Regions from separate parts of the Homo sapiens genome. Here all the other regions are linked to region 3. The links are chromatin contacts, found by Hi-C or POLR2A ChIA-PET in ENCODE. All regions are on one chromosome and are shown on one strand. The core of a region is the stretch at or near the end of the contact, and the rest is flanking DNA. Distances in the headings are between cores, read along the strand shown. Region 1 holds the start of ISL1 (ISL LIM homeobox 1). Region 2 holds the start of LINC02106 (long intergenic non-protein coding RNA 2106). Region 3 holds the start of PELO-AS1 (PELO antisense RNA 1).

The links. A loop is a pair of places that touch in the nucleus more often than their neighbours do. ChIA-PET counts read pairs that join two places held with the same protein, here RNA polymerase II (POLR2A). Pooled maps may share reads with other maps.
Region 1: a loop to region 3 is called in a map of MCF 10A, with 13 times the contacts of the local background. The contact joins the promoter of ISL1 here to the promoter of PELO-AS1 in region 3. A Hi-C loop is called at or near these places in 3 of 168 maps with a recorded cell type or tissue (MCF 10A, prostate gland and vagina) and 1 of 50 pooled maps. POLR2A ChIA-PET finds 5 or more read pairs at or near these places in 2 of 52 experiments (HEK293 and HEK293T).
Region 2: a map of prostate gland shows a loop between it and region 3 (5-fold over the local background). The contact joins the promoter of LINC02106 here to the promoter of PELO-AS1 in region 3. A Hi-C loop is called at or near these places in 1 of 168 maps with a recorded cell type or tissue (prostate gland), 1 of 37 single-sample maps with no recorded cell type and 12 of 50 pooled maps. POLR2A ChIA-PET finds 5 or more read pairs at or near these places in 2 of 52 experiments (WTC11 and activated CD8-positive, alpha-beta memory T cell).

The regions. Positions count from the first base shown.
Region 1 is chr5:51,380,638-51,385,115 of GRCh38, forward strand. ISL1 (ISL LIM homeobox 1) reads left to right here and starts at 2,811. Exons shown (of 6, transcript NM_002202.3): 1 at 2,811-3,062; 2 at 3,904-4,093. The coding sequence starts at 3,035. It overlaps ISL1-DT (ISL1 divergent transcript), which reads right to left and starts at 2,695. Exons shown (of 2, transcript NR_046243.1): 1 at 2,337-2,695.
Region 2 is chr5:50,968,427-50,972,658 of GRCh38, forward strand. It overlaps LINC02106 (long intergenic non-protein coding RNA 2106), which reads right to left and starts at 1,761. Exons shown (of 2, transcript NR_104653.1): 1 at 1,497-1,761; 2 at 791-1,151. RefSeq lists an enhancer at 1,241-1,762.
Region 3 is chr5:52,798,622-52,802,822 of GRCh38, forward strand. It overlaps PELO-AS1 (PELO antisense RNA 1), which reads right to left and starts at 2,192. Exons shown (of 5, transcript NR_186455.1): 1 at 2,071-2,192. The region is part of intron 1 of ITGA1 (integrin subunit alpha 1); the gene reads left to right. PELO (pelota mRNA surveillance and ribosome rescue factor) reads left to right here. Exons shown (of 3, transcript NM_015946.5): 2 at 1,264-2,499; 3 at 2,788-4,201. The coding sequence starts at 1,774. The coding sequence ends at 3,219. RefSeq lists enhancers at 1,304-2,002, 2,003-2,702.

The sequences.
Region 1 (4,478 bases), core at 1,561-4,060, 1.4 Mb before region 3:
TGGGGACTACACTTAATAACTACTCATACTCCTCATTTTCTCAGTAAAGGAATCAAACCAGAGATTCACACTATTGCCGTTTTCAAGGATATATTTTTGACCTAACAATATACAAAGGTCAAAACGAGTCCTTTTTTGAGAGGAGAGGGTCTAATCCCCGCTTTGAACACAAGAGGTCGCTCCTGTGATCAAGTATTACGGATAAATTGCTCATCAGTTTTATGTATACAAAATTTTACAGATATATTTGATGCACTAAATCCACATACAGCAATCAGCTGAGGAAATCATAATAATCCATGATCAATTTAGAACTTCAAGGTAAAGTAAAACTACAAAGCCTGCTATTCTAACTTGGATTTTAATGCAAAATGTGTCATGATACATGCACTGAACTTCAGAGCATGTCCATCATGGTGGGGTCCCTCAAACGTCTCCTTTTAATGCTGGTATCTTCACCATGCGTCTTGCTTCTATCAGTTTAGGAACTTATTAAGAAAATACTTGTTTACAACAATGGTGCAGAATGAAAAGAGGAAAATGTTGTCTTCACCATTAAGGTGAAATTGTCTATTACTAAAGGTTTCCCCCAAGCCGCATGCAAGCTTTTCTACTTGGAAGTGCTATCATCTGCAATAATTCTTTGTAATAGCTTATTGGTTTAGGGAGTTAAAATACCACACTGTGGGTGGGAGGTGGGGGCTGGTTTGAAGGAGGATGGATAGTGAGGGTGCTTTGTGGATCTCAAATGTAAGTCATCAGGCTTCTGGTGGCTTCTGGTGTTTAATTCCATCTTATAAAAGTGGCATGATGGAATATGACTAGGTAAAACTCTATTTTCTGGCATTGTGGTGGTATCTTTTTTTTTTTTTTTTTTTACTAGGGTCAACATGTTTATCTCTATGGGAAACACACACAAATACTAGGAAGATTTGCTTCGTATTGAGATTAACAGCATCAGCTTTGCAAAAGCAGCCTGACAAAAGGCTCCATACATCTAATACCAGAGACTAGAAACAGACCAAAAAAAAAAAAAAAAAAAAACACACACCACACAACTGGTAAACTTATCAACCTAGGTCTATCCAACTTTCGCTTTCATACACGCGCTCTAAAACAACTTATAATAAAAATGGAAGGGAAGACAGATCCAATTTGAAATCCTCCTTGAGAAAAAACAAATCAAAACTAGTTCCTGGGGAAGAAAGCCTCAGCTAGGTCAGGAGGAAACTTACGCATCTTTGATTCCCTTTCCGCTTTGGAGAGGCATTACCCGTTCAAGCCCAGCCAATGCGGCCGGCCAGGATTTACAGCTCTTATCAAGGGTTAGATTTTGCGAAAGATATAAAGAAAGGAGTTTCCTAACACACCGGGTCTTCTCACAGCAACAAGACACCGAAATTAAGCCTTCTATGGTTTGTGTCTGTAGGACTTTTTAGATAAAACTGGCAGCCCCATTAGATAAGAAATGGCTTTTTAGAAGCTTTGGGGGAAGCGCGGGGGTTCTTCGTGGCCTTCCTGTGACTGTCTTTGGGAGACCGTAACAGATGATGGGAACATGTAAGAATGATTGAAGAAGGTTACCGGCGAGTTGCACCTAACAGTCTTCTCTCTCCAAGTAGTTTCTCGAGAGAAAATTATATATTAACGCCTGGGGACGTGAAATAGGTCTTTCACTGTTCTGTAATAAATCCCTCCCTACTCGCGCCCTTAGACTAATGCATTTTTAAAAAATCTCCACAAAGTCATGGAGACTTGTCCTTATAATTACCAAAATACCACAGCTAGTTGCACAAGTTTGCTTAAAAACAAAGGGCAGGAGACCAGCAGTGAGAAGAATTGAACAGTATATAAAAATCTTACAAACTTTAGACTACTGAAAGATCATTTCGCTCTTTGGCTTCGGGTTAGTGAGCTTCAATTCTAGAGTTAAACTGAGAAGCAGACCTCGCGGGTCTGAAAGACAAAAAGTCAGTCCGCGGAGTCAACTTCGGTTTACCGGTGCGTTCCAACCTGATTGTCCCAACAGCAAGAAGCGCCCCTTTCCTCCCACCCAACGTTTTTAGATATCTGAGGTTGGGGGAGACGGAGTAATGGTGTAGCAGTCAGGAAACAGTTCCTCTGGGTTTAATCATCCCATTCCCGATTCTTCTTCCCCTAGCGCGCCGAGCGCAGCCAGTTCTGGAGGAACTAGCCCTCCGGAGCAGCCAAGGCAGGCCAGGCCCCGGGGATGTGCACCACGGCGTGGGGACCAAACCAAGCTGAACGGCCTGCTCCAAGTTCCCCCCTTTTCCTAGAGCCCGGGAGGGACCTCGTCAACAGGTAGACCTACCCACCAGCCACTCGCCACCGGCGGCAGAAAGTGAGCCCCGCGCGCAACGCGGCCAGCCGGACTGCGGGGACCCCAGGAGCGCAGGGCGGAGGAGCAGCGCCACAGGAGGCGAGGGCGCAGGCGGCGCGGCCGGGAAGGAACGCGGGAGGGGACAGAAGGAAGAGGAAGAGGAGGAGAGGGAGGCCAGAGCCAGAACAGCCCGGCAGCCCGAGCTTCGGGGGAGAACGGCCTGAGCCCCGAGCAAGTTGCCTCGGGAGCCCTAATCCTCTCCCGCTGGCTCGCCGAGCGGTCAGTGGCGCTCAGCGGCGGCGAGGCTGAAATATGATAATCAGAACAGCTGCGCCGCGCGCCCTGCAGCCAATGGGCGCGGCGCTCGCCTGACGTCCCCGCGCGCTGCGTCAGACCAATGGCGATGGAGCTGAGTTGGAGCAGAGAAGTTTGAGTAAGAGATAAGGAAGAGAGGTGCCCGAGCCGCGCCGAGTCTGCCGCCGCCGCAGCGCCTCCGCTCCGCCAACTCCGCCGGCTTAAATTGGACTCCTAGATCCGCGAGGGCGCGGCGCAGCCGAGCAGCGGCTCTTTCAGCATTGGCAACCCCAGGGGCCAATATTTCCCACTTAGCCACAGCTCCAGCATCCTCTCTGTGGGCTGTTCACCAACTGTACAACCACCATTTCACTGTGGACATTACTCCCTCTTACAGATATGGGAGACATGGGAGATCCACCAAAAAGTAAGAGGCTATTTTACCTTGTGGGGCTCGGTGTGCTGTTCTTGTGCGGGGTTCTCTCTCAGGCACAGGCTGAGGTGCCAAGGGCTCTTTGGAGTTGGAGTCATTGCCTGGAGAAAGAGAAAAGGTGGCTTTTTCTTGTTGCCGCCACGCCTGCATGCTTACTGTCGGTTCTTATCTTCGGGAAACTGATTGTACCTTGTGTGTGAATTCGCCTGTGTGCCCTCCAAAGCTCTAGCTTTCTGGTGCTAAGCGGTGATTTCCTCCTGGGGAATCCTGAGCTCTCCGAGAAGGTTATTATGTTGCAAAGGTCTGCCTGCACAGTCAATGCCCAGAGATGTGAATTAGCATTAGACTTGCAAAAGAGAACGAGTGACAACTGTATTTATGCCTGCTCTTGCTAACAATATCCAGTCCTGTGTGCTATTTAAGAGCGCGCTTCACGGAAAATATAGACATCCCTGCGTTCACTTAACGCTTCTAGTCAAAACCTTTTCTTTGACTTGACTTATCCATAATCTTTCCCAATGATTATAGCAAAGAGGAAGGGGGGGGGGAGAAATACAAAATGAGCGGGTTTGATTGCGTGCTAGGCGTACAAATGTAGACTATTCCAATCTGCATTTTACATATATTCCACCTCCTTTTAAAAATGAGTCAAGGTTTTGATGGCACATTTCAATTACCATCCCAAAGTGCAATGCTCTAAAAAAAAAAAAAAAGAAAGAAAGAAAGAAAGAAAAAAACCTCCCAGAGTACGCCCTATAAGAGAACGACACTAAAAGTGTGTTTATCTCTGTAGGAAGTAAACGGTTAGTCAATCATGTATTTATTTTCATTTCAGAAAAACGTCTGATTTCCCTATGTGTTGGTTGCGGCAATCAGATTCACGATCAGTATATTCTGAGGGTTTCTCCGGATTTGGAATGGCATGCGGCATGTTTGAAATGTGCGGAGTGTAATCAGTATTTGGACGAGAGCTGTACATGCTTTGTTAGGGATGGGAAAACCTACTGTAAAAGAGATTATATCAGGTATGGCATTTACACTTCTTTCTTAATTTTGTGGGATTTCCCTGAATCTCCCCACTCTTTATGTATTATTTGGTGTGGCTTTGTCTTTTTGTGAAGTTTGCCTCAGTGTAGTCATACAAGCCAAAGTTACCCTGTACATGTGTTAAAAAAATCAAGCTATGCTGTTCATTTCATTCTTTAGTTGAGAAAAACAAAAACCCTTAACAGTGGTATTCATAATTCCGGGGTATTGAGGCTTGTTTAATTACTCTTGGAGTTTATGATGCACAAATTATTTTCCTCTTTCACCCTCCCCCTTACAAAACAAAATTTTAAAAAGATGGAGAAGTTTGGATTTTTAGCTTTAAAATAGGGTTGATTTTTGTTGTATAGTGCAGTGTTCTGT
Region 2 (4,232 bases), core at 511-3,010, 1.8 Mb before region 3:
CACTTTGCACTTTCAACGGGCTGGAGCAGACAATAGTGTGAAAAACATCTGAAAATATGAGGCGACAGAGCTGCATGTGTGTTTCATTTCTGCGGTGTTAGGGGAGAAAATAACAAAAGAAACACACACTACAACACACACGCACGCACGCACACACACACACCGGCCCAGGACCTCAGCACAAAGGGCGCGCTGACCCAGCGCTAACACACAAGACAAATTAAAGAAAGGGGCAAATCGGAGGAGGGGCTAAGGCGAGGGTCCAGGCATTTCGGGAAAAGATCAAGGACAAGGAGAGTTAAGAAACTGACCGTGGGCCAGGGAAGACCGGAGAGAGAGAAAGTAAAGTGTCCAGGACTGGAACTCACGTCCCTGAGGCAGGGGACAGTAAGTTTGCTTGTAACACAGACAGTTTTCCTTGACTGCAGGAAACAAGAAAAATAGTAATCATAAAACAAGCACAAATCCCCCAAACATCAGGGGGGTAAAACCCCCATTATTAGCCATCACAAACCAAAACCCAAACCGAGTCTTTTCTGCTGAATTGCTGCAAGATCACAAGAGACCAAGAGATCCGGAGTCAGGCTGTGAACTTGGGAAAGATAAGTTGCCCGGCGAGGTTGGAGGTAGACTGAGGAACGCCTTTTTTTGTGAAGGACACAAATATTTGCAGAGTTTAAAGCTGCAGGAATACAAAAGCAGGAGTGAGATTATCTGATTACGGATACAGGATGTCCGAGTTGTTGCCTCCCAAAAACGACTGCGTAAAAAAAAATAAATAAAAGGCCAGTTCGAAAAGTGAAATTTTAATATCAGTGAAAGCATCGGAGGGACTCGGATTGAACGCGGCAGCTCCGGAACTGGACAACAGCTGCGTGGTGCAGCCAATCCCGGGGCCTGTGGGAACGAGCGACCGATCTCAGGACCACGCGGGCGAGAGCAAGGAGCCTCCCGGCCACACAGCCACAGGCGCTGCGGAACCCAGCCCGGACTCTCCCCGGCTGGAGTGTGCGAAGGGCTTCCCGCCCAGGGGCCCAGGGTGGTCTTAGTGAAAAAGGGATGGCGCTGCAGCACTGACCACGTTGCCCTGGTTTCTCCATTTCTCCTTCCCAAGTCTCTGCCTCTGTTTCCCCATGACCCGGAGGACGCGCCTACGGAAGAGACGTCTGGTCGAGGGGGTGCCGGGGAGCGGAAGGGGGAGGGGAAGGTCTCATCCCTGGGACGCTGACACCCCCCTCCCCGCGGCACTCCAGCTCCGAAGAGCGAGCTTCGGTTCCGCCCGCCCTCCAGACCATTTGCTTATTCTCACTATTGTTTTAATTTATTGTGCAGCCTGTTGCGCCGCGGGCCCGGCTGAGCCATTTGGGGCCCTCTAGATGCCCTGCAGGGCGCCTGTCTCCGGACGACCACCACGCAGGAGCAGCGGGGGCACGCGCGTGTTTTCTTGTGGATAACTGCCTCGGACTTGGCGGGGCCGGTCCCCACCTGAAGCTCACCTCAGGCAGTCGCTAGAAGTTCCAATCCAATCGTGAGCTTTCCTCTGGGAGGGACAGGATCCCCTTCAACTCCTGAGGCTGCTCCTCTGGGCGAATCCCACAGTAATTGCGCATTTCTCTCCCTTTAGTGCTTTGGAAATTTAGAAAGCGCGCTTTCATTTGTACATCGCCTGCCGACAGCCCCTTTGCTGATTAGAGAAGCCTTGTTCCCCCTCTCCACGCGTACGCACACTCATTTTTAGTTTTAACAAATGATTTAAAAATCAAAACAAACCTCTGAGTCAGTCCGCCCAATTTTATGCTCCATCTCCTCTGTGTATGTGTTAGATTCTCTCTGCCAATCGATGGGAAAGAGCATTTAGGGGCATTTGCAATTTCCTTTGTCACTTGCCACTCTGTGCGTATAGATTTTACATATCATTTGTTTACCAAATCAGTTCGTATTTTCTTAGCCCAGGGTTCAGGATTTTGCGTTTGTGGATTAATTGCCCAGTACCCAAAGGGCAGGACAGTCAGAGGAGCCACCTGATGCAAGAAGGATCAGCTCACGTTAGGACAAAACAAGGAGGTTGTTGTGAGCCCTTCTGCGGGCTCTGAATTAACTCAAACAGCCCTTCCTAGGACTTGTTAAAAAGACCGTACCTTGAAGGGATAGTGTGGTGCCTAATGTCTGCTAGCCTATAACTCAATGCATTACAAGGTCATTTTTGCCCAGCCCAAAGAAACTGAGTAAATCCAATGTCCCTGGTTGAAGATAATACGTAGTCACTTCATTTCTGGCCATATGGTGCCTACCTGCATTCTAGTCTTGAACAGTCTCAGGTTCCTTACTGGGTCTCACTTATTGATTTTTTTACTAGATTACATCATAATTTAATATGGCTGAGTGATGTGGAGCTTGTGGATGATCCTTTTATTGCCCTGATTAAAATCCACACAGTAAGAAATTTTTTAAACGGAGGTTGATGATGGAAGCTTCCTCAATAAGTATCCTTCAGTCAAGAAATGATTGAGCTTTAAATTATAAGAATCTCAAAATTACTGTGCAAGTGTTTGGCAATCAATTTCAGGTTTTCATGACAACAGGAGCCTAGGCCATAGGATGGCAAACTAAATTCAATGATCACTTGTCTGCTTCTGCAGATAATCTTAAAGGAAGCTTCATTACAATTCACCCATCAAACAACTGGCATCTCAAAATGCATCAAGAGCTTTGTCTATGTAAGCAGACAGCACATTCTATGGCATTTGAATTTTATAAAAATAACTAGTTAAAAGATATATTTTGAGGTCAGGCTTAATTTTTGTTTGGACCAATTTGCCTTATCATTTATAAAGGTATCCTTAGATGTATGTCGTTACACCAAGCTTTCAGCTGTCTCTAAGGACACATTAAGGTGAGGTGGTGCTGCTGTCTAAGATTCTAAGGACAGCATTCATGGGTAAACAACAGACAAGTCCTGTGCCCTTACCATTACTTCAGAGCACAGCAGTTCCACTGGATTCAAGGTGGCTTCTTCCTACTCTTGTCTTCATTATTGAACATAATTTGATCTTATTTAAGATGATAATAAGTTCCCTGACAGTCAGAGCATGCTGGTCAGAGCAATGTCTCTTTCTTGTGAATGAAAGGACAATTAATAGGAAACTCTGTTGGTCTTCTATATCGTCTTTGTTAGGATGTGGGCAGAGTGAGTCAATAAATAGAATTTGAAATAAGCAACACATATTTGCCCTCCAAATCTTAAGCTATAATTCAATATCTAATGGATTTGAGGAAAGAAAAAAGAGGTACCTGGTCTTCTGAGCTGATAGAGGGTTAGATTATAACCTGATTGAAGGACTGGCAAAAAGAGTAATAGACACAATTGATGGTGTATTTTCATTCAACCACCAGCTAGGCAGAAGAGATGTGGACCAAGGAAATTCCACCTCAACTTTCTTTATTCTGATTCCATGTTCACCAAGAAACTTTCTGATTATAATTGAAATTGCTGTTTATATCTGCTAAGTAATGGGAATGTATTTAGGTCTCTGAGATCTTTTTTGTGTATATATATATATATATATATATATATATATATATATACACACACACACACACACACATATATACATACATGTAAACACACAAAACGTTTTAATCAATGGATTCTGGTCTTAATCACTGTGGTTAAAGTGATTTTGCTCTGAGAGACAGTTTGCTAAGAAGTCAGGTTTCCGGCTAGGTGTGGTGGCTCACACCTGTAATCCCAACACTTTGGGAGACTGAGGCTGGTGGATCACCTGAGGTCAGGAGTTCAAGACCAGCCTGCCCAACATGGTGAAACCCCATCTCTACTAAAAATACAAAAAGTTAGCCAGGCGTGGTGGCAGGCGCCTGTAATCCCAGCTACTTGGGAGACTGAGGCAGGAGAATCGTTTGAACCCGCGAGGCGGAGGTTGCATTGAGCCGAGATCCCACCATTGCACTCCAGCCTGGGTGACAAGAGCGAAACTCCATCTCAAAATAAATAAATAAATAAATAAATAAATAAATAAATAAATAAATAAATAAAATAAAAGTCAGGTTTCCAAGCCTGTGAGATCTAGAATTAGGCATGGCAGACTATGAGGAGCTTTCCCAGAAAGATACCCAACCAACGTTTCAGGAATGGCCAATTACATCTTCCTAGTAGAAATACCACCTTATTGGCCATCTGCCCATACTTCAACAGACAGCAACTTTGCCACTGT
Region 3 (4,201 bases), core at 942-3,441:
GGGGAAAATAGTCATTCATGCCTCTGTCTGGCTTAGTCAATCTGAATCTGCATTTTTACGTAAGATAACATAGACAAATGGGGCAGGGGAACAATCAGATATGCATTTGTGTCAGGAGGGCAGAGGGGTGACTGTACCTGAAAACAGAAGCTATCTATTTACATTGCCATGGTAAATTTTCATAGAAACACTTTATGGTAAAGATCTTGGCGCTCACTGAGAATTTCCTTGTGGGCAAAATATGAGCGAGGTGTGTAGCTTTTCATCTGGTAGCCATCTCATTTAAAAACCAAGAGGCAAGGCAGTTTTGCGTGACCCAGTTCCCAGCTTAACTTTTCCCTTTGGCTTAATGAGTTTGGGGATCCGAGATTTATTTTCCTTCCACACGCCTATGCCAAACTCAGATTCCTTCCTTTCATCCCTGTTTCATCTGTTCAGGCTGGTTAGTTCCCCTTTCCAATCCACACAGAGAAAGACAGAAAAGACAGTGAGAAGCTATGTGTGCAGGACTTCTCTGCCCTCCACTCCATCTAAGCTCTCAAGAAACTTTTAGATTCTTTTGTTTTTTCTATTCATCGGTCTCTTAAAGAGGCAATCCCACTTCTCCATTTCCACTTCCTAATAAAGAATGCTAAGTAACTTAAGGATTTTCTTTAAATTATGTAGCTATTCAATCAGGGTCAGTCCTAGTTAATAGTTTTTCCCCACTTCCCATAGCCTCGGCTTTTAGCTTAGCTTTGGCAGTGAAGATCTGGCCCTAAGCTCTTGCGACCCAACCCCCAACCTAAACATTTCACAGGCTACTGGGCTGCGGAAAGCTGAGGCTGCCAACTTTGGAGCCTAGGATTCCCAGGACATCAGGTCAAGCAACTGAGAGGTCCACCCAGGGGTAAATTCCACACATAGTTTCTTCTCTCTTGGGACCAGCGCTTTAACATCTGGGTGAATCAGATCGTGCAGACACGGTAACTAGGCGCAGAAAACAGCTGGACACGTTGCTGGGAGCCCAGACAGAACGTGACCAGTAGTTCTCAGAAACCGCTTCTAAATACCAGCTCCAACAGGCTTGTAGCGTCCGAGTGCGGATAAGGCAAGAGCAAAAACGAGCATAGTTTGGGCCGTTGGGGCCAAATCTGCACTTCTGAGAGCTACTTTTACTGCTAAGCTTTGAAATTGGATTTACCCAGAGGGAAGCGTTGCAGTGGCAGCCGCAGGCAGGTAAAACTAGTATTTGCACTCACACACTCCCCGGATTCTTCACAGACAGGGATGGAAGAGAAAACTTAGGAAGTTGAAGTTTGGCATTAAAATAAAGGACTCGCCACCACTCTGTGCACCTTCTTGAGGGAGTTCATTCGTCCGGAGCGCCTCACAGCTTAGTGCGCCTGCGCACGCGCGAACTGCGGCCCCGCCTCTCCTTTGGGGACGGGAGACGTGCGTCGGGTCGCGGGACGGGGGCTGCGCATGCGCCTTCATTTCGTCAGCCCGCTGTTGCGTGCTGCCAGCGGGAACTGTGTAGGGGTAGATTTTCGCTGCAGTGTTCCCCGAGCCTGTTAGACGCAGCGCGCCGGGAGACTGAGAGAGGAAAGGATAGAGGAAGTGCTGCCCTAGGCTGCATGAGTCGAAGCAAGCGTGTTTCCTTCCCGCCAGGCAAGTGCCCTTAGAAACCGGGCCCCGCCCCCTTCCTGGCCTGCATTCCCATCCCCTCTCCCGGGGCGGAGGTGAGGACCTCCTTGGTTCCTTTGGTTCTGTCAGTGAGCCCCTTCCTTGGCCATGAAGCTCGTGAGGAAGAACATCGAGAAGGACAATGCGGGCCAGGTGACCCTGGTCCCCGAGGAGCCTGAGGACATGTGGCACACTTACAACCTCGTGCAGGTGGGCGACAGCCTGCGCGCCTCCACCATCCGCAAGGTACAGACAGAGTCCTCCACGGGCAGCGTGGGCAGCAACCGGGTCCGCACTACCCTCACTCTCTGCGTGGAGGCCATCGACTTCGACTCTCAAGCCTGCCAGCTGCGGGTTAAGGGGACCAACATCCAAGAGAATGAGTATGTCAAGATGGGGGCTTACCACACCATCGAGCTGGAGCCCAACCGCCAGTTCACCCTGGCCAAGAAGCAGTGGGATAGTGTGGTACTGGAGCGCATCGAGCAGGCCTGTGACCCAGCCTGGAGCGCTGATGTGGCGGCTGTGGTCATGCAGGAAGGCCTCGCCCATATCTGCTTAGTCACTCCCAGCATGACCCTCACTCGGGCCAAGGTGGAGGTGAACATCCCTAGGAAAAGGAAAGGCAATTGCTCTCAGCATGACCGGGCCTTGGAGCGGTTCTATGAACAGGTGGTCCAGGCTATCCAGCGCCACATACACTTTGATGTTGTAAAGTGCATCCTGGTGGCCAGCCCAGGATTTGTGAGGGAGCAGTTCTGCGACTACCTGTTTCAACAAGCAGTGAAGACCGACAACAAACTGCTCCTGGAAAACCGGTCCAAATTTCTTCAGGTAAAACAATCTTACCCAGGGATAATTAAGAATGGGCAGAGGGATTGGTATAAACTACTCCTAAAGTTTTAGAACTGGGAAAAATAAGAAGAGAAAGTCTTTACTTAGCTGGGATTTTCATGAGATAATGAAATAAAAAGAGAATGTTAAATGTCTAGCAAATTTATGGAGTAAACTTCGCTGAAACATATGAAGCCTTACTAGCGCTTTTGGCTTTAAGCCTTTGTGAGCTGATTAATGGGTGTTCTAGGAGATTATTTTGCCTAACTTTTGTAATTGTGATTCTAGGTACATGCCTCCTCCGGACACAAGTACTCCCTGAAAGAGGCCCTTTGTGACCCTACTGTGGCTAGCCGCCTTTCAGACACTAAAGCTGCTGGGGAAGTCAAAGCCTTGGATGACTTCTATAAAATGTTACAGCATGAACCGGATCGAGCTTTCTATGGACTCAAGCAGGTGGAGAAGGCCAATGAAGCCATGGCAATTGACACATTGCTCATCAGCGATGAGCTCTTCAGGCATCAGGATGTAGCCACACGGAGCCGGTATGTGAGGCTGGTGGACAGTGTGAAAGAGAATGCAGGCACCGTTAGGATATTCTCTAGTCTTCACGTTTCTGGGGAACAGCTCAGCCAGTTGACTGGGGTAGCTGCCATTCTCCGCTTCCCTGTTCCCGAACTTTCTGACCAAGAGGGTGATTCCAGTTCTGAAGAGGATTAATGATTGAAACTTAAAATTGAGACAATCTTGTGTTTCCTAAACTGTTACAGTACATTTCTCAGCATCCTTGTGACAGAAAGCTGCAAGAATGGCACTTTTTGATTCATACAGGGATTTCTTATGTCTTTGGCTACACTAGATATTTTGTGATTGGCAAGACATGTATTTAAACAATAAACTAAAAGGAAATAATCTCCACGTACTACCATCTTGATTAAATTGTGTAATTTTTTATAGGAATTATGAGTTATCTGTAGTACTTGGAAACAGAAAATGTGTGTATTTAAAGACGATGCCTATGCAGTATATTGTTTGGGATAGATTGCAAAATTTCACACTGCATGCTTTGAAACAGTTTTCCTTAGAAAAAGCTTTTGCTATCTTATCCTGTTTACATTATTTCTTTATTTTAATTCTGCTTGGTGTTCTTGCATTGCATTTAATGATCCCTTTTCTCCCCACCTCCACACACTACATTTTTTTTAGATTTAAATAGTTTTACTATTTTAAATGATTGCCGTACAATTAGTAGACTTGAAGACAAGTTTTAAATATTTTTCTTCAAAGGCTTGTTAAACCAATCATGTTAAAAGGAAATTCTTGGTTTTGGTTTGTTGTTGTTAGCATTAGTCATATTTGATTTAGAGGGTAACTTAAATCAGTTATTTTTAGCTTTTTAGAACTTTGATCTGCTAGGGATTGTCAAAATAATCTCCTTGAGGCATCTTTATTTTTAAAATGAGATTAAAGTATGTGATTTGCTTGTTATGTGGCTAATTAGTGGCAAAGCTGGAAGTCATTCCCAGTCTGGACTTTAGTTCTTTGCGCCAAAACATGCTATATTATTTATTTATTTTTTTGCTTGTCAAAGTTATACTTAATTCTGTTTTATATTTGTATGTGGCATTAATTTGGGTTTGCACATTTTTATTGGACTATTTTAGTTGTGAAGAAGCCTGTTCTAAAGTTTAAGTCACATGAC